Regions from separate parts of the Mus musculus genome. Here all the other regions are linked to region 4. A link is a loop called in an ENCODE intact Hi-C map of the cell type or tissue named here. Cell type or tissue: left cerebral cortex. All regions are shown on one strand. Links, peaks and the distances in the headings refer to the core of each region. The heading gives the core; the rest is flanking DNA. Region 1 has its middle 59 kb from the start of Cyld. Region 2 has its middle 27 kb from the start of Gm34846. Region 3 has its middle 32 kb from the start of Snx20. Region 4 holds the start of Nkd1 (naked cuticle 1).

What was found. A loop is a pair of places that touch in the nucleus more often than their neighbours do. Peaks named below come from ENCODE experiments on the same cell type or tissue, not always from the same donor. Only the 100,000 strongest peaks of a DNase experiment are listed, where the experiment ranks them.
Region 1: a loop joins it to region 4, with 2.4 times the contacts of the local background. A loop is called at or near these places in 5 of 42 quality-filtered maps.
Region 2: it touches region 4 in a loop (4-fold over the local background); 8 of 42 quality-filtered maps call a loop at or near these places.
Region 3: it touches region 4 in a loop (2.2-fold over the local background); 3 of 42 quality-filtered maps call a loop at or near these places.

Annotation. Positions count from the first base shown.
Region 1 is chr8:88,752,652-88,758,425 of GRCm38, reverse strand. No RefSeq gene overlaps it. Among named protein-coding and RNA genes, the nearest start is that of Cyld, 59 kb to the right of the region's middle. In left cerebral cortex, for the core only: CTCF peaks have their summits at 2,881 and 3,080 (motif pointing right); DNase peaks (open chromatin) are centred at 2,851, 3,081, 4,270 and 4,383.
Region 2 is chr8:88,450,530-88,456,303 of GRCm38, reverse strand. No RefSeq gene overlaps it. Among named protein-coding and RNA genes, the nearest start is that of Gm34846, 27 kb to the left of the region's middle. In left cerebral cortex, for the core only: a CTCF peak has its summit at 4,276; DNase peaks (open chromatin) are centred at 1,883 and 2,108; H3K4me3 peaks cover 1,039 bases; H3K27ac peaks cover 855 bases.
Region 3 is chr8:88,601,239-88,607,012 of GRCm38, reverse strand. No RefSeq gene overlaps it. Among named protein-coding and RNA genes, the nearest start is that of Snx20, 32 kb to the left of the region's middle. In left cerebral cortex, for the core only: no CTCF peak of the experiment used is centred there; DNase peaks (open chromatin) are centred at 2,722 and 3,067.
Region 4 is chr8:88,517,996-88,523,769 of GRCm38, reverse strand. It overlaps Nkd1 (naked cuticle 1), which reads right to left and starts at 2,426. Exons shown (of 10, transcript NM_027280.3): 1 at 2,239-2,426; 2 at 2,091-2,123; 3 at 1,350-1,483. The coding sequence starts at 2,263. Gm35076 (a long non-coding RNA gene) reads right to left here. Exons shown (of 5, transcript XR_879058.3): 4 at 5,632-5,665; 5 at 4,225-4,648. Gm35162 (predicted gene, 35162) reads left to right here and starts at 2,649. Exons shown (of 2, transcript NR_168470.1): 1 at 2,649-2,800; 2 at 3,972-4,199. In left cerebral cortex, for the core only: a CTCF peak has its summit at 2,704; DNase peaks (open chromatin) are centred at 2,139 and 2,564; H3K4me3 peaks cover 2,265 bases; H3K27ac peaks cover 718 bases.

The DNA of each region.
Region 1 (5,774 bases), core at 1,050-5,049, 230 kb before region 4:
ATAAATAAGGGTCTTTGACAATGGGAGTAATTTATTAATAACTATCTCCCCCAGCCCTGATCACACTTCATGTTCCAGCTGCCAGGGCATCTGTAACCCATGAAGTATTATTTTCAGGGCTGCTCTCGATGTATGCTAATTAAACCATAATTAATTGGAGCAGTTATAGTTAAAGACAATGCTAGTGCCCTTTGCTCGGTTATTCATGACAGTTAACTCATTCAAAAGGAAACCTGATCAAAAATGCATATGCTACACTGGCCCCACTCAGCCCACAGAGTGTCGGTGACATGACAGCTGGCAAGCTGGAAGGATGACACACAGACAGAACTCTAACCTGCTTGGGTCTACCCTTCCCACCCTGCCTCCACCAGTCTGGGTCCTGATAGAAGCTGTGGTCTCTCAGAGTGCCAGAGAGGGTGTGGAGATGACAAATCGCTGGTCTGCCAGCTTAAGAGAAAATGGTTGTCATAATTTTATGAATGGGGAACTCTCGCGTCCTCTGGAAAACTGTAGTTGGAAAGGTAGAGCAGAGCGAACCTCCTGCTTGCCGCCTTCAACCGCGCTAACTCTGCTCCTCAACAGCACCATCCTGGCCCTTGTGCGCATGTGCAGCTTAAGAGCCTTGATCTGGGATGCCTCGTTTTGTCTGTTCATTTTGTTTTGCTGTTGTTTGTTTTTCCGCACAGGGTCTCTCTGCATAGCACTGTCTGTGCTGAAACTCTCTCCGTATTCCTGGCTGACCTTGAACTCGGAGAACGACCTGCCTCTGCCTCCTGAGTGCTGAAATCGAAAGCAGGTTCTGCCACCACCCAGCTTAGGATGCCTGGTTTTAAAGCCCAAGGTCAGCACCTGGCCAGCCGATCCCTGTCATTCAGGCAACACTCAGCACGAATTCCAGGAAGAGGTCCACCTCCACTGAGGAACCTTAGAGTCTGAACCTCCTCTGCAACGCTCATCCCAGGGCAAGAAGAGCTCACCGATTGATCCCGATCCAGCCCTGCCTCTAACTCCCTGAGGTCCTGGGTGGGCTTATTCCCAGGTGATGGTGTGTCTGTTTAATAGAGCCCTACCAGCAGGAGAGAGATCGAGCGGTAGAATGTGACAGCCCAGTGACAACTGCAGACTCCACCTCCCTCCATGTGCAAGGCTACAAACTTCCTTAAAATATCAGGAAGTTTGTGGAGGCAGAAGCCATGGATACAGGACTTGTCTCTTGCCTTCAGGAGCAAAGGGACCCAAGGCTCATGTTGAAAGATGTCCCTAGGGAACCATGTGGCCTGATTGCAGGACAGGGTTATGCAGAAGCCCCACATAGGAGACATACTGTGGTCAGTGGCATGACATTGACAGAGAAGAAAGGAAAACACCTTCGAGGTCCTTTTATGAAACTACTGGTGACCCCAGAGCCAGTCAGCACACCTAGGGGCCTCCCTTACCCATGGGCTTTCTACAGGTGGGACCTGACAACACAAGCAAGCACTTTCCTCCAATTTTAGGGTCAAGGCCATGTGCTCTCTCTCTCTCTCTCTCTCTCTCTCTCTCTCTCTCTCTCTCTCTCTCTCTTTCTCTCTCTCTCTCTCACACACACACACACACACACACACACACACACACACACGATCCAGAGGAATGATCCAGAGGAATACTCCAGGGTCTATTTCTCCACAGTATATCAAGGTTCTGCACATCCAAGTTTCTCCAGTTGGCCCCCAGTATAAACAAAGTTGCCAGGATCTTCCAGGTTACCCTTGGGCAGGTGTGCAACCACTAATTCCCTCAACATGGTTCCTACTGGCACATGTGCTAACTACGAAGTTTGCAGAACATGGAGGCTTTTGGGTCGTGTCTCCATTTGTGAGTGGTTATCCAGCATCAGGAGCTAAAGAAGCCAAACAAGAAAAGCCAGCAGCCCAAGAAGAACCAGATCCCCAGCCACCAGAGTAGCACCGGGAGTTCACTGATGGAGACCTCAGATGCCAGAGCTGAGCAGGACAGTGCAGAATGAGGCCCTGTTCCCGTGTGGAGTACGTGCTGGTGCTCAGAGAGAAGCCATGAAGAAGGAGGTGAGATCCCTTATAGTATCTTTGCTGCAAAGCACTGTCGTTTGTTTATGGCGAGCCCTAATCAGGACCTGAAAATGAAGCTACATGCTTCCTTCCTCACCCAGAAGCAGAGCAGGGGTCAGAGAAGGCTGCTGGAAGCTGGGCAGCCTATGGTGGCACTACAAGGGACAGCAGCAGTAGTCACCTGCAGGAACTCCTCTGGCACACCCTGCCTGACCCAGGGGTCCTGTCTCACTCACCTGATGCATGTCTCTAAATGAGCATAGGGAGGCATGGAGCCCCTGCTAGGGCTGCCTGGAAGTTCCCACGGGCACAAAAAGCAGAGTATTAGCATCTTTTCCAGATATAAACTCCAGGTTTCCCAAAAGATAAAAAGTGTTCTCTGACATAGCAGGAATTAGCATACAGCACACCTGTATACAGCATACAGCTAAGAAAAGAGAGATGGTGTGAAACGCCATCCCAGGGCCCTGCTCTGCAAAGCTGGTTCTGTCCGTTCTGCATAGGACCTCCCCACCTGCCTTTCCCCATCACTCGGGGGCAGGTGGTCCAGAGACTCCGATGAAGTGAGCTGCAGGGGACATTTGTGCAACTGGTGACTTTAGGTTTGAGCCTAGACACACACATCAGTGGTTGTGATATCAGAACCTGTTCTTTTCCATCTTTCTTCGCATAAAACAAGATTCATACTCCACCACCAGCCTTACCGTGTCCTCCCAGGAGATGGCACTATCTCGTTCTAAATGTGGCTTTAAGGTGCCTGAAAACTCACGCTGGAGTCAGAACGAGGGCAGAGCCAATCATGAAGGAGGACAGTAGCAGCAGTCATGGCCATCACGCACCATCTGTCTTTAAGTTACACGAGGGACGCTCAAGCCCTCCCGTATGCCATTTGTAATGGGCCACGTATCCCTGAAGGTCAGGTTTGCTTTCAACACCACCTGCTGCCTTCCACACATAAGTCTGACTGGGACTGACTACTTGGGAGCTATCAGATACTGTGTCATAACCTAAAGTGCCCACAAGGTGGCGCTCCTGCACTCAGAAGGAGACGACCTAGGAAATACCAAATCTTACAAAACAGTGAGGACTTGTACGTTCTGACCAAGTGGGGGCAGAAGGGGTGGGCTAATTCGTCTTGCAATCCTATCTCTCAATTTCATGATTACATTGCTTCTGCTGCTGCTGGTGGCTACCATTTAGTAAGGGGTTTCTGAGCACCAGGCAGCGTGATAGGCACTTTACAAGCGTGGCTTCATTCAGAGTTTATTTCTGGAGAAGCTCTGCGATGTCTCCAAGAGCGTGTGTCATGAGGCTGGGACCTCTTGTACTTTCTCAAAAGGACTGACAGCTATCCAGTTCTGGCTGTATCCATAATAGTGAATAAAACAGCTTATCTGCCTAAGAGGCTAACAATTCCTTTCCCCATTCAGCAAATGTTCGAGCACCTACTTTGTGTCAGGCGCCAGTGGAAATGCTGAGAAAATGGGAGTAAAGAATCAGAGACGGCCCTGCTCCTAATTCTGAGAACACAGCAAACCAGATCAGAGGAGTGCAGGGGAGAAGGGGAGCCTAGGGGGCATCGGAGGGGTCTGTGGTAAGCAAGAATAGCAACAGGGCTCCTGAGAAGCAATAAAGATTCAGGAGTGGACAGCAGTGAGCTAGGTCTGGAAGTTAAACTGAAGCGGGAGAGGTGGTTCAAACCTGTAATCCCAGCACTCAGAACACTGAGACAGGAGGACTACAGCAAATTCAAGGTCACCCTGGGCTATAAAACAATACCCTGCCTTTAAAACAACAACAAAAATACAGGGGAGAGGGAGGGAAACCTGGAGGATATGTTTACATTGACAACAAAAACAGCCTCTAGAAACTTGGCCCTTCCTAGTTGCATATCTATTTTATGATATCTATAACAGCAGTGGGCAGACTTTTCCTGAAAGTAGCCAGAGAGTAAATATTTCAGGCTGTGCAAGGCCTTCAGGTTTCTGTCACTGCTCTACAACTCTGCTGTTGCAGGACACGTGGGTATGACTGTGTTCCACTAAAATGTCACTTGGGCAAACAGTATCAAGCTAGACTTGGTCCCCACACAGTGTGCAGAACCCTGGTCTGGATTCTAGCATTCAGTGTGGACATGCTCTGCCCTTTTGGGAAGAATCTTTCTATGTCTCTTTCCAATTCTGGCTGCTGAGCTGGTACTTTGGTAACTTGCAAGCACATGGTGTGGATGTTTATGCTACAAGACAAGCACAGGGGACCAACAGGGTTGTTCCTCATGTCCCTGTACTCTACCCGCTCTATTCCCATCCTCCCAGCTCCCAGCCACTGCCTTGAAGACCTCTCCCAGTGCTTCTCTGAGGAGACTGCCTGCTCGGTAACAGTGCATTTGTCTACAATACAATGTTTCCTATTATAATCTCACTCCATGACAACCCACTGAGCAGGCTTGACCCTCTGGAGCCAGCAGACCCACAGAGCTGAGAGGCAAACTGTGGGTGCAGGGTCAAGGCCTAGCTACATTTATTTCACAGGCTGGTAAGACCAACTAGCCTCCAAGAAGAGCACACCACGGTGGCGTTAAAGTCTTGAAAACTGGTACTGTCAACAGATAAAATCTTTGCAGATTTTTGTTGTGCTTTGTGAGGAAAACCCCTTGCTAAGAGAAATTACTGATTCTATACTATGCAGGCCAGTCTTCACCAGCCTCCTTGCTATCATCAGCCCCCAGAAATAACCCCTTCCATCAACACTGAGCATTGTAAAGCAGCCCCCCACCACCACTGGCAACCCACCTGGACCTGCAGTTCACCAACAGGCAAGAAACTCTCCCAAACTGTCCTCAGGGACACCTTTCCCTAGTCAACCTGGTGGGCTATTCTTTTGCGTGACATTTGGAACATTTGGAGTTCACATACATTTTGAAATGTTTCCTAAATGAAACAAATAGCATCTTCTCGATGCCTATATCTGTACTCTTTAAACACTTTTTAAAAAATTATATGTACAGGTATTTGGCCTGAATGTATGGCTGTGCACTGTATTGTACCAGTGCCTGTGGAGGCCAGAAGAGGGTGCCAGCCACCCCTGGGACTGGAGTTGCAGATGGCTGTGGGCCATCAAGCGGGTGCTGGAGACTGATCTCAGGTCTGGTGGGAAGGCAGCCAGTGCTCATAACCACTGAGCTTTCTTTCCTCCAGCCCCACGTCAGCATTCTCCATTCAAATCTTCTTCCATCCCTGTTTCTGACCTACATCCAACACACATCCACCCTAACTAGGCCCAGGGATCTCTCTTGGAAATCCAGACCAGCAGCTTCTCCATAGACTTGTCTGCTTCCCCTCTGGAGCTGTGTCCACAGTCCTATCTTCCACCGGAGCAGACGGTTCTCGTTAGGGATGCTGTGTGGATTGCTTACCTTGGAAAACTCTGTCCATAGCTGCTTCCTACTTGACTGCGCACTGGACTAGTGAAAAGAGTCCTGACAAATACCTACCTCTGGGCCACCTTCAGATATTTCTGTGGGCCTACATACGGCAAGCATGAGCACCATGAATAAACCCAGTGTAGACCTGGCCTATGGCCAAGATGGAGAACCCTAACTCTGGGCCATGCATCCCATCCTTCAAATTGTGTCAGAAGTCTAGGCAGAGGTCAAGGATGGGACCAGAGTTCCTCTGGCTGGTGAGCTCTCAACCAAGACTGGTT
Region 2 (5,774 bases), core at 541-4,540, 67 kb after region 4:
TTAATGGAATCTTACAGCACGCATGTTTTCCTGCCTAGCTTCTATCCCTCAACCCATCCACGCTATTGCCTGAACGCCTGGTAGCTCACCCCACTACGTACCCTGCAGTGTGTTCCCCCAGTACACGAAGGGACCTCCTCTTGCATTACTTCTTCCCTAGCTATAAGCACAGGGTAGCTTCAACTTGGTGATGTTATCCAACACCATTCTGGCATTTTCCCTTGGGTCCATGTTTAGGCATGAATTTTGTTTCATGTATATTATATATTCCTAATATATAATTCGTGAATATTCTGGGTTCTCAAAAATTGTTCAACAGGAACAGAGGATGCTTGTGTAGGGCACATAAAGGCAGTTACTAAGGATCAAAATAAATCTGAAAGCTACAATAGTTATAAGGTACCCATATTCACACGTCCCTAATTCCACAGCGGCTCGTGTGCAGAACGCTCACACAGGCGCACAGCCGTCCACTCCACCACTCAGCACAGATAACTCTCAGACCGGACTTCCCTGGCCAGATAACTGAGTGTCGCGGTCCTTTCAAGTACCATCACAGCCCAGGCCTGCAAGTACGAGGAGACTGAGGGAGAAGGGGAAGAGAAGAGAGACGGCCCCTCCCCCACCGGCCCACTGGCTTTAAAGCGAGAACAAAGTGACCGGGATCAGAGTGTGCAGGCAGCGGCAGCGTCGCGGCTGATTCATCCCTGCCGGATGTGTGAGGGGTCAGGCTGCGGGGAGCGGCGGCGGGGGCGCCTGTCCTGAAAGCATGGCGACAAGTAACCTGCCTGGTCTTTGGGCAGAGGGAGACTGCCAGGACCACGCTCTTAACACAACCACAACGTGACCCAGCCTGGGGCTGAGTGTCAGAGCCCACCTGCCTCCTGCTCCCGCCTAGGACATCTCATAGCCATAGCGCCCAGGGACGCACAGGGACACATGTCTGCCCTATCATCATTCCTGCAGGGCCCTCATCAGCACACTGAGACCAGAAGGGGCTTCGACCCCCTCTTTTGCATTACCCAGGTGTCACCCTACTGGTGACCCAAGCTTTCTCCCTCCTCTGCCCAGTCGCAGAGGAGACTCGAGGCAAACCCCTATTCTGAAATAAGATCTGCTGCCACATTCCCTGTTTGCTGTGGCCCAGCAGGGTCCTATGAGGCTCCCAAGCTATTGTGGGAAGCATGGCCCTTCACAAGACTATTCTGATGGGGTAGAGAAGGCTGAGTCCTGAAATGCTCCCAGTCTGATGAGGGAGGTGCAATTCCAAAAGGCTTTTAGCTAAATGTCCTCCAGACCTCCAAAGCCTTGGGGATCTTGGAAAACAGGTCTCTACTGCAAGTCGGGAGACAGGCTTGAAAGTCCACTTCCAAACAGATGCTGGGAGGCACTGGATGTAAATGCAAGAGACCACTGAGCATCCTTGGTATTGCTCATGGGAAAGCCTGGAGCCGGGGTGGGGTGGGGCTGGAGGGCTCTTCAGCAGGGGTGGGGCAGAATCATGTCTGCCTAGCGGAAACTCTGGCCCCAACTAGCCTTGGATTCAAACTCTGGCTCTGGTTTTACCAGCTATAGCCTTAGGCAAGCTTCTTGTCCTCTCTAAAAGGAGGACAACGATGGGTACACCCATGGCGCAGGGCCCTGTGCACACGGAGCACTGCTCAAGCCGTGACAGCCGCATGTAATAAACGCCGACAAGAACCGTCCTTGTCCTGCGGCGCAGGGGGAGGTGCCAGGCGCCTTAATCGGAGTGGGGAGGGGAGCGGTGTGCCAGCGCCAAGGGAAAGCCGCCCAGTAGGAGGGGCAAGGCAGACGGGAAAGGGGTCCCGAGCCAGGTGGCCGGCGAGCCTTGGACGAAGCCTTGGCCTTTATAAGCCTGCGTTTGTTCGGTCGCTGCAGCGGGAAGCCCGGTGGCGCCGGCGGAGCGGTGGCTTGCTCAGTGGCTCTGCAGCCCAGCTGCCCTACGCGGACCGGCCGAGGCCCCGGCCGGCCGAGCACCTGGGTAAACACGCGCAGCCTCGGCCCGCGGGGCTCCGGCGGCCCAGGGCGGCAGCGGCCACTTCAAAGCGCGGCGCGGCGGCGGGAGGCGAGCGGGCCGCCGGCCATCTGCTCCGGGTTAGTGCGCCGGCGGTGGGCGGGGACCGCGGTGCCCTGGCGACGCCACTTGCAGACTTCGCGCTCGCCGTGGCGCCCCGAGCTGCTCACGCTGGTACCCAGTGCTGGTGCGTGCCGAGCGCTCTGCTAAGCTCGGGAAACCTGGCTCATTCGGTTCACAAGCCTTTGCCCGCTGTGCCCCCCTACCCCCAGAAGCCCTGCCAGACATCCATTTCTCCATAAACCACTCTGAGCCGCATCCTGTTCCCCAGTTCTTTTCCCTCAGTCCCCCATCCTCAGTCAAGTCAGCGCCTCCCCTCTTACCTTTTCTCTCCAAGACTTAGCCCTCCCTCTGCCCTGGACATACGCCTACTCATCCTGCATCACCCCACTCAAAAGATTCCCCTTTAAATGGTAGTGACTTATTACTTTGCAAGGTCTCTGTGATCCCACAGACTGGTAGCTCCACTTGGAGCCTACTAGTTAGCTGCTGGTTACCTCTCGAAGCTTCTGTGAGCCTCCATTTTCTCATCTCAAAAATCTGTCCTGAAGTTCCAGGACAGCCAGGGCTACACAGTGAAACCCTTTGTAGAAAAAAAACAAAACCCAAACAAACAAACAAAACAAAACAAAACAAATCTATCCTGCTGGGTTGTGAGAAGAGTCTAAGAGTCTACCGTGAGCTGGACAGATGGCTCAGCAGTTTAGAACACTTGTTGCTCTTGTAGAGGACTTGGGTTTGAGCCTCGGCACCAACATGATGGCTCACAACCATCTGTAACTCCAATTCCAGGATATCTGACACTTTATTCTGACCTCTGCAGGCACCATGGTAAACAGACATACATGCTGGTAAAACATCCATATTCATAAACTAAATAAAGAAGCCCAAAACTGTTTTTAATGTTTTTAAAGAGTCATTTGTAAAACCCAGCCTAGACTAACAGCAAGCAGGGGTAGCAGACCCTCAGTTCCCTGTGGAGCCCTCTGCCCTTAGGAACCAAAGCTTCATCACCTAGCCTGGGTTGCCCTCCTGGCTTCCAACCTTCTGCTGGTTTCTACCCAACTCAGTAAGCTTCTATGGGCTTCCACTTGCTGAGGCAGGCCACAGATGTATTCCGCAGATGACAGGTGGCTAGAACCTGAAAAGGGCTAGTTACCCACATGTGTGGCAGACAGACAGCTAGACAAAGCACAGGACCCTGGGGCCACAGACTTTACAGGGCCTTATTCACTTCCTCTCTGTCCACTGCTTCCTGCCAGCTTACAGAGTTCCTGATGTAGTAGCCTGGTTCCTTGGTCAATGTGTGGGATGTCGGGAAGGAATCTGGGAGATGAGGTGCTAGGAAATGGGTTGTGGGTCGTAAGAGTTGTAGAGGGTGAGAAGATGCCTGATTTGGGTCCCTGGCTGAGCCCCTTACCAGCAAAAGTTCAGTGGTAGGGCAGGGAGGGACCATGGAAGGCAGAGGAAGAACAGAGCTTCCTGAATATTCTCCGCCACGCTGGACACTCATTCCTCCATCTGGAGAGCCAAATGCCACACCAGATAGAGCCAAGCCTCTTTAGCACAGGATGTTCATTTGAATGCGGTTGTCTTAGGTCTGAACCCCAGGCACACAGGCTAAAGTGAGAGAGCTCAAAGACACCATCGGCTTGTGCTCCCAGCAGAGACCGGCTAGAAAATGGGGAAGACCCTGGAAAGGGCAGGAACATTCCAGTGTGAGCCTAGACATGGAAGATGTGTGGCAGAACCTGATGATCCTTCAGGCTCTCTGGAGAGCCACTTGTCCCCATACTGGATGAAGGAGGGGAACTGGGCTGGAGTCAGAGAGGCCCTCAGACTGCAGTGTGGACAAGTGGGGCTACGTGAGATCCAGCCGTGGCTGGCCTGTGCTGACTCTTAGCAGCTCGGGAAGTGGAACTGGGTGTTCAGAACTGATGAGAGGATCTGAGAGAACCCATTGTGAACACACACACCTGCAATCCCAACACTAAGGAAGTCGAGGTGGGAGGGTCACCAACTCGAGGCCAGCCTGGAATGGGCATCAGGATCTTTCAAAAAGGGAAACACAAGAGGGAGAAGGAGTCTGGACTAGGAGTAGTATCGCCCACCCACTGCCAATCTAAAAATCTCTCCTTTGACCACCCACCATCCTAACACACACTTCTTGGAACAGCCTGGAAAGCGCCCCCTCCGGCAGTCCAGGGAATAGAATGTAAGGAGAACTCCATTTTGATCAAAACGGGGGGGAGGGGGGGCTTTTCTTCTCAAAACCGAGGCCCTACATTACTTCTCAAATGTGACTTCACCACTTTCCAGCTCTGTGTGTGTGTCTGGGAGGTGGCGCCCCTTTCTGAGCCTCAACTTCTGCAGCGGTAGAATGGGGCATGTAAAGGCTTTTGAACACGCATATTCATTTCACAGCGGTGAAGACTTTAAACTCCTCACTCAGTCGCTGGAGCCAGCACTGGGCCCCACCCCTGGCACCTAACTCTGTAAACAGTAGCTATTTTGATTTTGCCTCCGGCATTTTTCTGCCCAGACGCTAGCACTAGAGTGGACTTTGATTTTAGAGTCCTAGCAGTCACTCTCCCTTTGGTGTCCCTCCTAGGAGACCCCAGAGGGCCCCGATTTCCCCTTCTGGCTTCCAGGCTTCTGCTTCCACTGAGGACAGCCCCCTCCCCTCCCCTCCCCCAAGCCGGTCACTTCCCCAGGGAAAGAAAGGGTTGGATCACAGAGTGTCCCTTCTACCGGTTGTTCAAAGCTGCCGCCAGCCCCCGCACGGCTGGCTTGATTTGTTTCTTATCTTTAATTTTGTTTTAATCGGGTAGATCCCCTCCGGTTACTTTCCCCCAGAATCTTACGGCATCTTTGGAGCGGGCAACAAAAGCATTCTTTTTGGAGCCCGCAGGGGGCCAGGGCAGAACCACTTCAAAGAGAACGCAAAGCACGAGTCCGTCATTGTCCTCCCCTGCGTGCCTGCCCCCCAGCGTCCTGAGGCCGCCCTGAATAGGCAGGTACAAAGGCCACACGTTCAAAGTGGGCACCACACGCTCCATCAGAAGGCCAGCTTTGCCAGTCCCAAGTTTGCCTTCATCCTCACATACACAGGTCTCCCGCTAGGGAGGGAGCAGGCCTTGAAGTGGGGGCTCGCTTGCTCGCTCACTTGCTCGGCTCGCTCTCTCTCTCTCTCCCTCTTACCCTCCCTGCTTCCTCTTTTTCTCCCTCCCTGACCACAATTTACGATGCATTTTGAAGTGGCCCCTTTCGTTCAGCATCTCAGCTGAGCAAGCAGGTGCAGCCTACAGGGTGCAACCTGCTAGGAGCCTGGGTAGCTCTGGGTTCTGAGAAGCAGATGAGTACCTCAGCTCAGAGAGGCAAGTTCTTCTGGTAACTGTGTTCTGAGACTGGCCTAAGTAGGATGCTAACTAGAGCAGGCAACTCAGAGTTTTTCTAGATTTTTTTTTAAGATGGAGTGTTTTGCCTGCATGTGTATACAGGTGCCACCTGGGTGCCTGGTGCCCAAGGAGGTTGGAAGAGGAGGTTGGATCCTGAAACTGGGTGAGGATGTCAGAGGCAGATGGTTGTGAGCCCCCCCACCCCCGCCCCCCTTGTGGGTGCTGGCCCTGTGCAAGAGCAACCAGTACTTTTCCCTCCTCTCCAACCCCAAACCATCTCG
Region 3 (5,774 bases), core at 686-4,685, 83 kb before region 4:
CAGGTTCAGAGACAAGGAAGTCCAAAGCAACCTGGATGAGATGATAACCACTGTCCATCTGACCTGATGGTAACCACTGTCCATCTGACCTGATGATAACCACTGCCCATCTGACCTGATGGTAACCACTGTCCATCTGACCTGATGATAACCACTGTCCATCTGACCTGATGGTAACCACTGTCCATCTGACCTGATGATAACCACTGTCCATCTGACCTGATGGTAACCACTGTCCATCTGACCTGATGGTAACCACTGTCCATCTGACCTGATGATAACCACTGCCCATCTGACCTGATGGTAACCATTGTCCATCTGACCTGATGGTAACCACTGTCCATCTGACCTGATGATAACCACTGCCCATCTGACCTGATGGTAACCACTGTCCATCTGACCTGATGATAACCACTGTCCATCTGACCTGATGATAACCACTGTCCATCTGACCTGATGATAACCACTGTCCATCTGACCTGAGAGCACTGGACTCTAAGCACCTTATTCATGGCATTTATTCTAAATACCATGAAGACAAGGAGGTGAGAATAATTTTTAAACAGAGAATGTAACTATAGATCCCAAAGACTCCAGGAGAGAACAAGCAGAAGATGAAGAGGATGGGAGTGGGGGGGGGGGGAAGAGATGGAGGACCTTGTGCCTTCTTTGGAGGTGGGTCCAGAATGGGGCCCAGGACTGGGTGGCTATGGGAGAATGGGGAGTATTTGTGGAGACATTATGTTATAAAATTGAGACTGGGGACCAGGTTTGTTGGAAACCTCTTAACAGGATGTCTGATGGTGGGGGGTGGGGGTGGGGGGGGTGGGGGGGGGTCAAGACTCTCCCAAGTCATCTCAGCATCTCCAGCCTACTACTGAATACACTTCAATCTTCTCAGGCTCATTAGGATGCCTCTCCTACACTTGGATGGGCTCCCCAGGAAACAGACTCCCCCTTACCCAACTTCCCCTCCCCTCCTTGGTCCTCTGAGCCCACCCACCCACCAGCCTTCTAGGAAGCAAGGATTAGTATCTCCAGCAACCCCTCAGCAAGGACTCCCGAGCCATCCATCCAGGATCATTTGCACGTTTGCCTCACTTCCATTGCCCACACCTGTTTAAGCCTCTCTGTATCACCACAGCGCTTCCTGTGCCGGGTGAGCTAAGCTGCCCTCAACAAGCCACTGACAGGAATCAGTGGATAATCACCCAGCTTCTTGGCTCTGTTAGGGTGGGCGGGAGCAACAGGGGGTGGGGTAACTCCCAGGAGATTTTCATACTCTCCTGGGAACAAGGTTATGATGAAGTGACCCTCAGCTGCTCCCCGCCTTCCGTCTTGCTTCCTCGCCTCCCTCAAAGTAAACATGTACCCAAATTATTGTCTTGAAGCCCTCTCCAGAGAAAAGCCACATAACTGGGCGGCTGCCAGCTATGGCAGAAGCTAGGAGCAGTAACTCAGTGGCAGCCTCTAGGCTGCTCTACTGACTCCCTATTATGCGAGGGCAGCTGGTCAGATGGCTGCAGCCTTGGCATTTTTTAAGTACCTCCTGGGCTGCACCTTTACAACTCATAGGCCCCGATCCGGCCACATGACCTTACCCAAATCAATCACTAGCAAAACTAATCGTTTTGCCTGGGCTGGCTTAACATACATACCCACCAAGAGAAAGGGTCGCAGGGTCAAACATAAGTGTGGGGAACACAGCCATTTTCATCCATGGTGGGACAGAAACTCACGGCAAGGCAGCTGGTTGACCCTTGCTGCCAGGAAGCTCCATTTTCTCACTTCTTTCTTTCTTTCTTTCTTTCTTTCTTTCTTTCTTTCTTTCTTTCTTTCTTTCTTTCATTAATTCATTCATTCATTCATTCACTGAGCACATCTAGGGTGCTTATTAGGCCCCCACTTAGGAACTGGCTAATTGACAGCACAGGGGTCAGGTGGAGGGGGATTGAGGGTAGAGTAGGGGTTGGGGGTGAGGTAGGGCAGACAAAAACAACATGGGAAACTGTGTACAGAGGGTGTGGGGTGCATGATCACGCTGCTCCCACAAAATGCCTCTCCCAAGGCTTCCCCAAATCCTTTTTGCCTGTGGGCCCCATGGGTGTTCCAGGCCTTGTGTTGACTAATCCTTGGCTGGCCTAAAACTGTCCTAATGTCCTGGGTGCAGTGAGGGTACCTTAGAAGCCAAGGCCATACTTCTGCCTGGACAGCATACATTGCCACTTCAGACCCCACAGGGGGACTCCCCCACACTCTCCATCGAGTTTTCATAAAAATCAATTTCTGTCCCGTTTTTTTGCAATGTACATAAAAGGCTGTGGCATCAATTAGCCTTTGGTCCCTCCCATCCTTTCCTCCTGTCTTTTTTGGAAGCCTCTTTGTAGGAAAATCTCATATTTCAGCAATTTGCATCATCCACACATCCTGCTTTGAAGTTCTAAGTTATGGGAAGAAAACGACCCACTTATCTGCCCATAAAAAATGTTCAAAGCTTATAAAGTCCTGAAACAGATGTACATTATCATTGGATTTGCGGCCTTTTTGCTGGAGCGTGCCTAATAGTTTCCGCCGCCCCTGGCCCCTTTCCCACCCCCATGAGCATAGCCTCTTCATAGAAGCCCGACCGCCCCTCCCCCGCCCCCCAGCCCTCCTGCATCCAGTCTGCTCAGAACCCCGCCCCCAGCTCCTCCCCGCATCTCTTCTTCACAGAAGCCCGCCCCTTGGCCCTTCTCAGCATCTCCTTTCCACAAAAGCTGGACCCCGCCCCTCCCACATCGCCTCTCCACAGAAGCCCTCCCCTTCCTGCATCTCTCTCAGCAGAAGCTGCTCCCCACTGGGCCAGGCAGACTTCAAAGGTCCTGGCCTGCCCGTGAGAAGCGAAGCACAAAGTGGGAACATAGGGGCTTTTAAAATCCCCCGCGTTAAAGTCAATATTGTACCTTCCCCTCCCCCACTTTGCTGACAGAGGGGCGCAAGTCCATTCTTTCCTTCATGCCTCCTACCGCCAATTCAGCAATTACCAGGTGGATAGGCAGGCTCCAGATGTCCGTCCTTGCACGCCCCACCCCCTTCTTTTAAAAAGATTTTGTGCTTTGACAATTTCTTATATGTATATAATGTATTTTGATCCAATTCAACTCCATCTCTCAAGTCTCTTATCCTCTCCCACGCCCTTTGGAACTCTTCCCAGTAACCCACCGAATTTGTTTTGGATGATTGCATGGATATGGGCTGTTTACTGCACCATGGGCGACTTACCAGCATCTGTGTCCTTAAAAAAAAAAAAAAAAGACTCCCCCTCCCCCATTGTTCATTAACTGTCACTAACTCCTTAATAGGGCTGTGGTTTCCGGTACCCTGCTCCACCGAGGATGAAACGCTCACGGGCTCAATCTCACGTCTCATGCAGGTAAGCACAGCCTCTCACAGTGGCTGCAACATGTCCAGAAGACAGCATCTCACAGTGCTCATTCCTCTCCTCTGTTCTTAACACCTTTTTTCTTGTCCCCTCTTCTGAAATGTTTCTTGAGCCTTAGGGGCAGGGATTCAATGCAGATGTCCTATTTAGGGATAAACACTCAACAGTCACTTATTTTCGGCACTAACCAATTATGAGTCCACATTCACAGCTGACCCCGGCAAAACGGAGCTTCCCTCCCTGGCTTTTGAGAGCAGGGAAGACGCTTTGACAGTGTGTTCATTTAGCATCATCAGTAGTAGGGTCGTCCTGCCCCCACCCCAGGGCTGATGACACCCTCAGCCATGGGCTTTCCATGGGTTTACAGTGCCAGACATGAATTCTCTCCTGCAGAGCAGGCCTCAAAGGTAAGCAAAAGACAGTTGGCTATCCCTGTAACTTCAGGACATTGTTGTGCTGGTAGGCACATCTTCCTGCAAGGTCAGTATTGAAATATTCAGGGTTTGATGCTGGGTAATATTGATGATTTCTCTCCCTAAGTAGTCTGAAGAGCACCGCTGGCCCTGTGAAAGCAAATCACCAGGGAAGAAATTTGCAGGAGGTCAGTTCCAGTTTGACTTCTCTATGTCTCGAATCTAAAGCATTTTTTTAAAAAAGATTTATTTTATCTATGTGAGCATACTGTAGCTGTACTGATGGTTGTGAGCCTTCATGTGGTTGTTGGGAATTGAATTTTAGGACTTCTGCTTGCTCCAGCCCAAAGATTTATTTATTATTATACATAAGTACACTGTAGTTGACTTCAGATGTACCAGAAGAGGGCATCAGATCTCATTACGGGTGGTTGTGAGCCACCATGTGGTTGCTGAGATTTGAACTCTGGACCTTTGGAAGAGCAGTCAGTGCTCTTACCCACTGAGCCATCTCGCCAGCCCTGAATCTAAAGCATCTGTGTCTTCAGCTGTAGGGTCTTAGTATCCAGTTATGAAAGCAACTAGAAGCCATGGCAATAGCTGTATTTTAGGCATCTCCAGGTAGCCCCAAACATGGCACTGGGATTCTCACTTAAAAAAATTATGGCTTCTGGGAATGGCATTAACCACTCATACAGAGTACCTCTGTTCAAACTCCTTTTTCAAACGATTTATTTTTAATGTTCTTACAAAGCAATGAGTTTTTACCAGCTTTTTCATACACCCCTAATTTTATTTAACCTTCTCTATACTCTTCCTTCTCTCTGTAGCCCCGACTGTGGTGGTTTGAACAGGTATGGCCCCCATAGACTGATAGGCTTGAATGCTTGGCCCATGGAGAGTGGCACTATTAGGTGTGGCCTTGTTAGAGAAAGTGTGTCACTATGGAGGCAGGTTTGAGGTAATATATGTGCTCAGGCTCTGCCTAGTGTGAAACACAGTAGTCTCCTCCTGGCTGCCTTCGGATCAAGATGTAGAACTCTTGTCTCCTCCAGCTCCAAGTTTGCCTGCACGATGCCATACTTCCCACCATAATGATAGTGAACTGAACCTCTGAAACTGTAAACCAGCCCTAATTAAATGTTTGCCTTTATAGGAGTTTCCTAGGTCATGGTGTCTCTTCACAGCAATAAAACCCTAAGACAGAAGTTGGTACCAGGAGTGGGGTATTGCTGTGATAGGCCTGACTGTGCTTTTGTTTGGAGGAGTGTGGATTTTGGGACTTTGTATTAAGAAAGCAATGAAATGCTTTAATCCATGCTTAATGGGTCATCCTAACAGTAACATGGAAGACAGCTATACTGAGGGTGATTTGACCCATGGGGTTTGGCTCAAGAGGTTTCAGGTGAGAAGAATTTTAGTATGTTGCCTACATATCATTCTTGTGATATTTTGGTGAAGAATGTGGTTATGTTTTGCCCTTGTCTGGAGTCTGTCTGAGGCTAATGTAAAAGGATTTAGATTAACTGCACCAACAAAAGAAATCCCCACCCCCACCCCCAAGTCTAACAGAGGTTGCCCTGTGGTTCACACTTATGAAGAACGCTTTGGTCAAGCATAGCAAGACAGTAAGCAGCACCTCTCCATGGCCTTTGCATCAGCTCTTTCCTCCAGGTTCCAGCCCTGCTTGAGTTCCTGGCTGACTTCCTCCAACGATGGTCTATGATTTGGAAATGTAAGCCAAAAATCCCTTTCCTCCTCGCCTTGCTTTTTGGTCATGGTGTTTTGTCGAAGCAACAGAAACTCTCACTAAGACAACCTCTCTGCCTCCATCTTGCTTAGACTCATCTACATCTTTATGTTTTTTTCCTACACTTAAAGAGATGTGGTTTGAGATCAGGAGCAGTAGCACAGGCCCAGGATGGAAACAGACAAGTATA
Region 4 (5,774 bases), core at 643-4,642:
GGGGAGGAAAAGTTTGCGGTCCTGCTGAAAGGCTCCAATGCAGTCCCCCCACCCCCACCTCAGACCAGTTTTGACCTTTCTACTAGGATAGCAGCTCCAGTCCCAGTCAGCAGCAAACTGGAAGGCCAGGAAGAGGAAGCCTGAGCCATGGAGTGGAAGGAGAGAAGTATCCAGAGAGAGAAGACATTTAACACACATGCACAGACAAACACACATGCCCCCTCCCTGCAATCATGCTGCCAGGTGCCAACACACACACACAGACTCTCACACACACTCACACACACACTCACACAGACTCTCACACACATTCACACACACATACATACTCACACACACACACTCACACATGCATACACACGCCACCTGTCTACAATAGTGCTGCCAGGTGCAATACACACATACTAACACACATGCATACACACATACACCCCTGTACACACACATACACACACACATCTGAAGACTCTACCACCCTCACCCAAAGAACAAGACCAAAGAACTAGCCAGACCTGAGGCTCAGTCTTTTCCCCCTCTAAGTTAAAAAAAAAAAAAAATTAAATGTCACATCAAAAAGTTGATTCATCCTTTGATCCTCAGCTTGCAAGAGTTCCACGCAGACCATCTGAAAGCCTCGTGCGGAGTTCTGGAGCTCACAGGACATCTGTGAACACCAGTCCCAGGCCAGGCGCAGGGGCTGGAGTCACTCACTCCCCCAACCCACTTGCTCCCACAGAACACCTCTAGCCTCAAGAACCCCCTGGGTGAAGAAAGAGGGTGCACCCAGACCACACTACAGAGAAGCCCCCTCCCTCTCAGGGCCACACTAAGGGGGCAGCCAGGTCTCAGTGCCTCCAAACTCTACACTCAGATGGCAGATGGCACTGATGAATGCCACAGACACAGTTGGAGGTAGCCACAGATCCTGGGCCAGCAGAGCCCTGCCCTCTACCCAGACACTCCTGTCTGCCTTTAGTCTTAACCCCTCCCTGTGGAAAAGCTGGCCACAAAAGCAAAGTAGAGGAGCCCCCCCAGCCCCCGACACACACACAGAAACACAGCATAGTTTCCCCACCCCACTGGACCTGTATCATCGCCTCCCTGGCACTTCCTCCCCAAGCAACCCTCTGTGCCCAGCTGGGCAGGAGACTGGTGCCCACTTGATCGACAAGGGTCCTCCAAAGCATAGGGCACAAGTAGGGCTAGTGGGGCACACAGTGGCTGAGAAGGGATTTTTGGACTTAGAACAATGTGCAAGCGGGATGCTAAAAGTTGGAGTAGGGGGAGATCCTCAGACTCTCCCCAAGGCTAAAAGGGGTGAAAGGATGGAACGGAGTGGGGGGCCATACCCGAGTGCCTCGACCAACAGTGCCTGCCAATCTCAGCTGACGGGGTCCTGAGACGCTGCCTGGACAGCGCTGCCTCCCGATCCACTCCTCGATGCCTTTCCTTGCCCAAGCAGCGCTTACAGCAAAGCTGTCACCTGAGGCGGGAAGAACACGAAGACATTGAGTCTGGGCCCCCCCGGCTGGCAAAAAGTTACCAGAGAGTGAAGGGAAGGAGACAAGGCGGCACAGCCCGGAGAGTAAAGACTTGGCAAGAGGGTCAAGCACCAGACGGAGCAGAATCCAAAAGAGCGAAATAGCCAAGGAAGGGGGCTCGGCGAGATCCTAAGTGCTAGGAGGATTCAGAGGGTGAAAGGGAGGAGGCAATATACCCTGACTGAAGGAGTTCGGGGATCAGAGAGGAAGGAGCGCGGGAGGCAGGGATTGCGAAGGAGAGAGATGAGGGTCAGCAGAGAGGGTGCAGTGAGACCAGAGACCAAGTTCTCCGGAGTAGGGGCTGGCGACTAGAGGAAGGCGCAAGATCTTGGGGAGCTGAAGGGAAGACGCCGCCGCCAAAGTGGAGGGGGTTAGGGTCAGCAGTGGGAGCACCGGGCTGTGGGGAACGGGTAGGAGGGACAGAGGGGCCCCAAAGAGCGCTCCCGGGGCGGGGCTGGGGGCTGAGGCAACCCTGGTAATGAGATCCAGCGGCAGGGCGGTCCGCGCCGCCTCCCTCGCGCCCCCCGGGCTGGTGGCCCGCACGCCTACCTTCCGGGCTCTCCCTGCGCTTGCACACGGCGGCTGCGGGCACATCGCGCGCGGCGGCGGCGGCGGGAGCCGGAAAGAAAGGAGAGGGAGAGTTAGCACCGGCGAGAGGACGCGGGGCCGCGGCCGGCGCGCAGGCGAGGACACTGACCCGGCTTCGAGTGAAGTTTCCCCATGCTGGGGCGCGGCGGCGGAGCGTCCTAAGCCATGCGTCCGGCCGCCGACCCCGCGCCAGCCTCGCTCGCCTCCTCCTCACAGTCCGCGCGCCGAGCGCAGCCTTAGGCGGCGCCGGGACGCGCTCCTGCCGCCGTCGCCGCGGCCGGACTGACGCCCGGGCGCGCCGAGCCCCCTGCCCGCCGCCGCGGCCCCGCGCCTCCCTGAGCGCCCATTGGCCGGCAGCGGCCCATCAAAGGCGAGGCGGACGCGGCGGGGCGGGTAGAGGCGGGGCCTGCGGGTAGGGGCTGGCCGATGGGCGGGACCACAGAGGGCGTGGCCTGTGGGCGGGGAGGGGTGGAGCCTCGATGGGGAGGGGCTTTGGGTGTGCTGGGCCCCAAGCCCCCCGTGCGAACCTCGGGGCCTGAGTCGGGACCGGGCGGAGGCTTTGGCCGCTGGGTGGTGGAACAGCGCTGCCCTCGCTGGTGACACTGAGACTTCCCTCTTCTCTGCATTTCCTCGAAGCTGCCAGAGTGGGACTGGATGGCTCGAGTTCACAGGTGGGGAAACTGAGGTTATAACTGGCGACCTCAGATGCCCTAGCATACGTGTCTACTGCTCTCCCATGGTGCTGTCCCTTCCCAGACTTACAGTGCTCAATCCCTGTTTTCAGCTGCCTGCCCTTTTCTTTGACTACTCTGGGTTTTGGGTTTGTTTGATTTTGTTTTTTGGGTTTTTCTTTTTTTTTTTTTTTTCCCATTTGGGAGTCCAGTAGAAATCAACTGGACACCTTGCTGGCTAGAGGGAGTTCAGGCCCACTCCTGTTAACAACAAGTGTACAGGAACCCCGAGCTGTCCCCTTGTCACTCGCAACTCTTCTTCGCCCATGGGCTCCTGAGTGCCCAACTGGGATCGGGGCGAGCTGCCAAGCTATGAGGCCAGGAGCGGTGAACCGCCGGATCTTTGATCTTTCTTAGTTTCCGTTTCCCCCTTCCCCCCTGCAGTTCTGCAGACCCCAAGGGCCTGTTTGTTTTGTCTGGGGAGGTCTCTGCAAAGGGGAAGGCGACTTAAAGGCTTCCACTATATACCTTTGTGGTCCTTAGAAGGACGTTCTCTGCTGTCCCCGCGCTAAGCTTATCCTGGTATCTGAGCCTGGGCATGGGAAAGAACCAGTTCTGCTCTTAGAGCTAGACTCACTGCTTCAGCCTCAGTTTTATGATCTGTACAATGGAGACTTAGTTCTCCTCATTTTTTTAAAACCTGCTCCCCTGTGCTGCGATACTCAATATAAACAGGTGACCTACAGTGGTTGGTCGTTTTTAGACTTACAAGTAAGCACTTTGTGGGAAGGGATCTGGGAGTCAATCCCAGAGCACTGCTTTGACAAGCCGGTGCTAGGCAAGCAAACACTGTGATTGAGCTATGTCCTGAGCCCTAGGCGCTACAATTTTTAAAAAGTTAAACAGGTGTGTCATCCAGATGGCTCAGCTGCTAAAGTTGCTTGCCACCAAGCCTGAGGATCTGAGTTCCATCCCCAGAGACCACATGGTGAAAGGAATGGCCAACCTGCTACAAAATTATCCCCTACACACACACCTCCACCAAAAAAAAAAAAAAAAAAAGTAAGTTTCACATTAAAAGTAAAGGGCAAAGTTGGTTTGACTCAAGATAGCAAAAATCACATCAATACTTAGTAAGATGTCACGTTCTTTGTTTTCCACTGTCTTTAAGGTCTGGTGTGCATATTACACTTGAAACACATCTCAAACAGAAGAGCCACACTGCAAGAGACCTTGGCATGTGGCTGGTGGCTGCTGTGCTGTGAAGTACGACTCTGAGCACCTCCTTGTCTCAGAGGACAAGGGAACCCGGAGCTGTGTGACCCTCTGAAATTCTTCATCCCTCTTCTTGCTTATATACCCTGTCTGGAGGAAATAAAAGCTAATCTAAGCACACCCCTAAATCTCATGTGGCATGCCTTTATCCAAGTATGGCTGGGACCTCACAAAACAGCAAAATAATACTGTTTCTTTGTTTGTTTTGAGTCAAGGACCTTCTACCAGGTTAGCCTGGAACTCACCACGTAGGCCAGGCTGATCTTGGAATCGAAGCGATGTTAGTGCTTTAGCCTCCCTGCAGACTGGGATTGTAGGTGTGAGCCACCACACTTGGACTGTTGTCAGCTGTGTATGCCACATCTTTAGTGCCTGTTGGATTTCTGTGCCCTCAATGAAGGCTTTTGTACTTGTAGAAAGGACAGATCCTGCTAGGTAGCCTCAGAGAAGTAGGGTTACCTGCCCAAGGAGTTACCCATCATGCAGCTGATTCATGATCTAGTTGAGAACCAAGTTGCTTTGCTGACGTGCATTTCACTACCCCAGGTTTCCAGCACATTCCAAGCATAACATCTGGAAAGAAAGAATAAGTGCCAGCTGTGTGGTAGGCATTGTTCTAGCACTTCAGTGAACAAGTGGAACAGTACCACATGCACAAACCTGCTCCCCCCACCCCCCACGCCCCCATCCCCCACCCCCCACCCCCGCCATGACCTGGGTGGAAGAGAGACGAAAAACAGTGCCCATGATGAAACCCAAGAGGACAGAAGGCAGCTTACATCCAGGAAAGGGTTAGTATTGTCCAAGACACCAGGCAAGCTGCTAAACACCGACTGTACCCAGGACACCCCCAGAATCACATGGCCCAGATGTCTAGGGTGTAGTGGTAAAGCATGCGAACTGTGTGGGAATGGAAGAGAAGACCCTGAGACTAGACGAGAGTGGCCGAGGTCACAGGTCCCGAGCTGACAGGGAACATCCCGCAGAGTGTCTGCTATAGAAGTGGAGTTCCTGTGGGGTCCCTGCTTGTCTTTCTCACCCACACCCACACCAGTGCCAGGGGCTTCGAAATCAAAGCAAAACCCTTTCTCACAGAGCTTAGAACGTTGGTTACTTCCTTAAACCTGTCATGGCTTTCTTCTTTCATGAGAAAACAGTATCCCCTCTGCCCCTTGGGAATGTCTCTTTGCAGTTCAAAAAGAGATAAAAGCAAAGACTAAAACTCTGTAGTTACCAGCTTGAGTCTTAGGGGAAGTAAATCCCAAACGGCTGGCCAGACACAGAGGCCCCACCAGGCGCCTGGGACTTTGCCACTGTCGGACCCTCACGGCTTCTACAAACACACACCTCTGACCCTGGCATGAGAAGCCAGAGAGTGGGCCGGGTGGGGACTGGATCACCTGTCCAGGATTCAGAGGACGAACTCCCTAGCAGCCACCAGGGCACCATCCAGCTAGAGTGGCTCTTTGCCCTCTGCGGGCTCCCCACCCCATCGCTTGCTGTCTTTTTCTGTTTTAATAATTTATCTGGCCCATTTTCTTGGGCTGTATACTTACAGTGACACATCGCTTTCTTTGAAGCTTTCCCATCCTTTGGGGGAGGAGAGCAGGAGAGGAAGGCCATGAAGAGATAAGACAGAGAGGTTAGACCCACCGCCTGCATGGGCTGCAGATTTCCCAAGACTGATTTGGGGAAATCT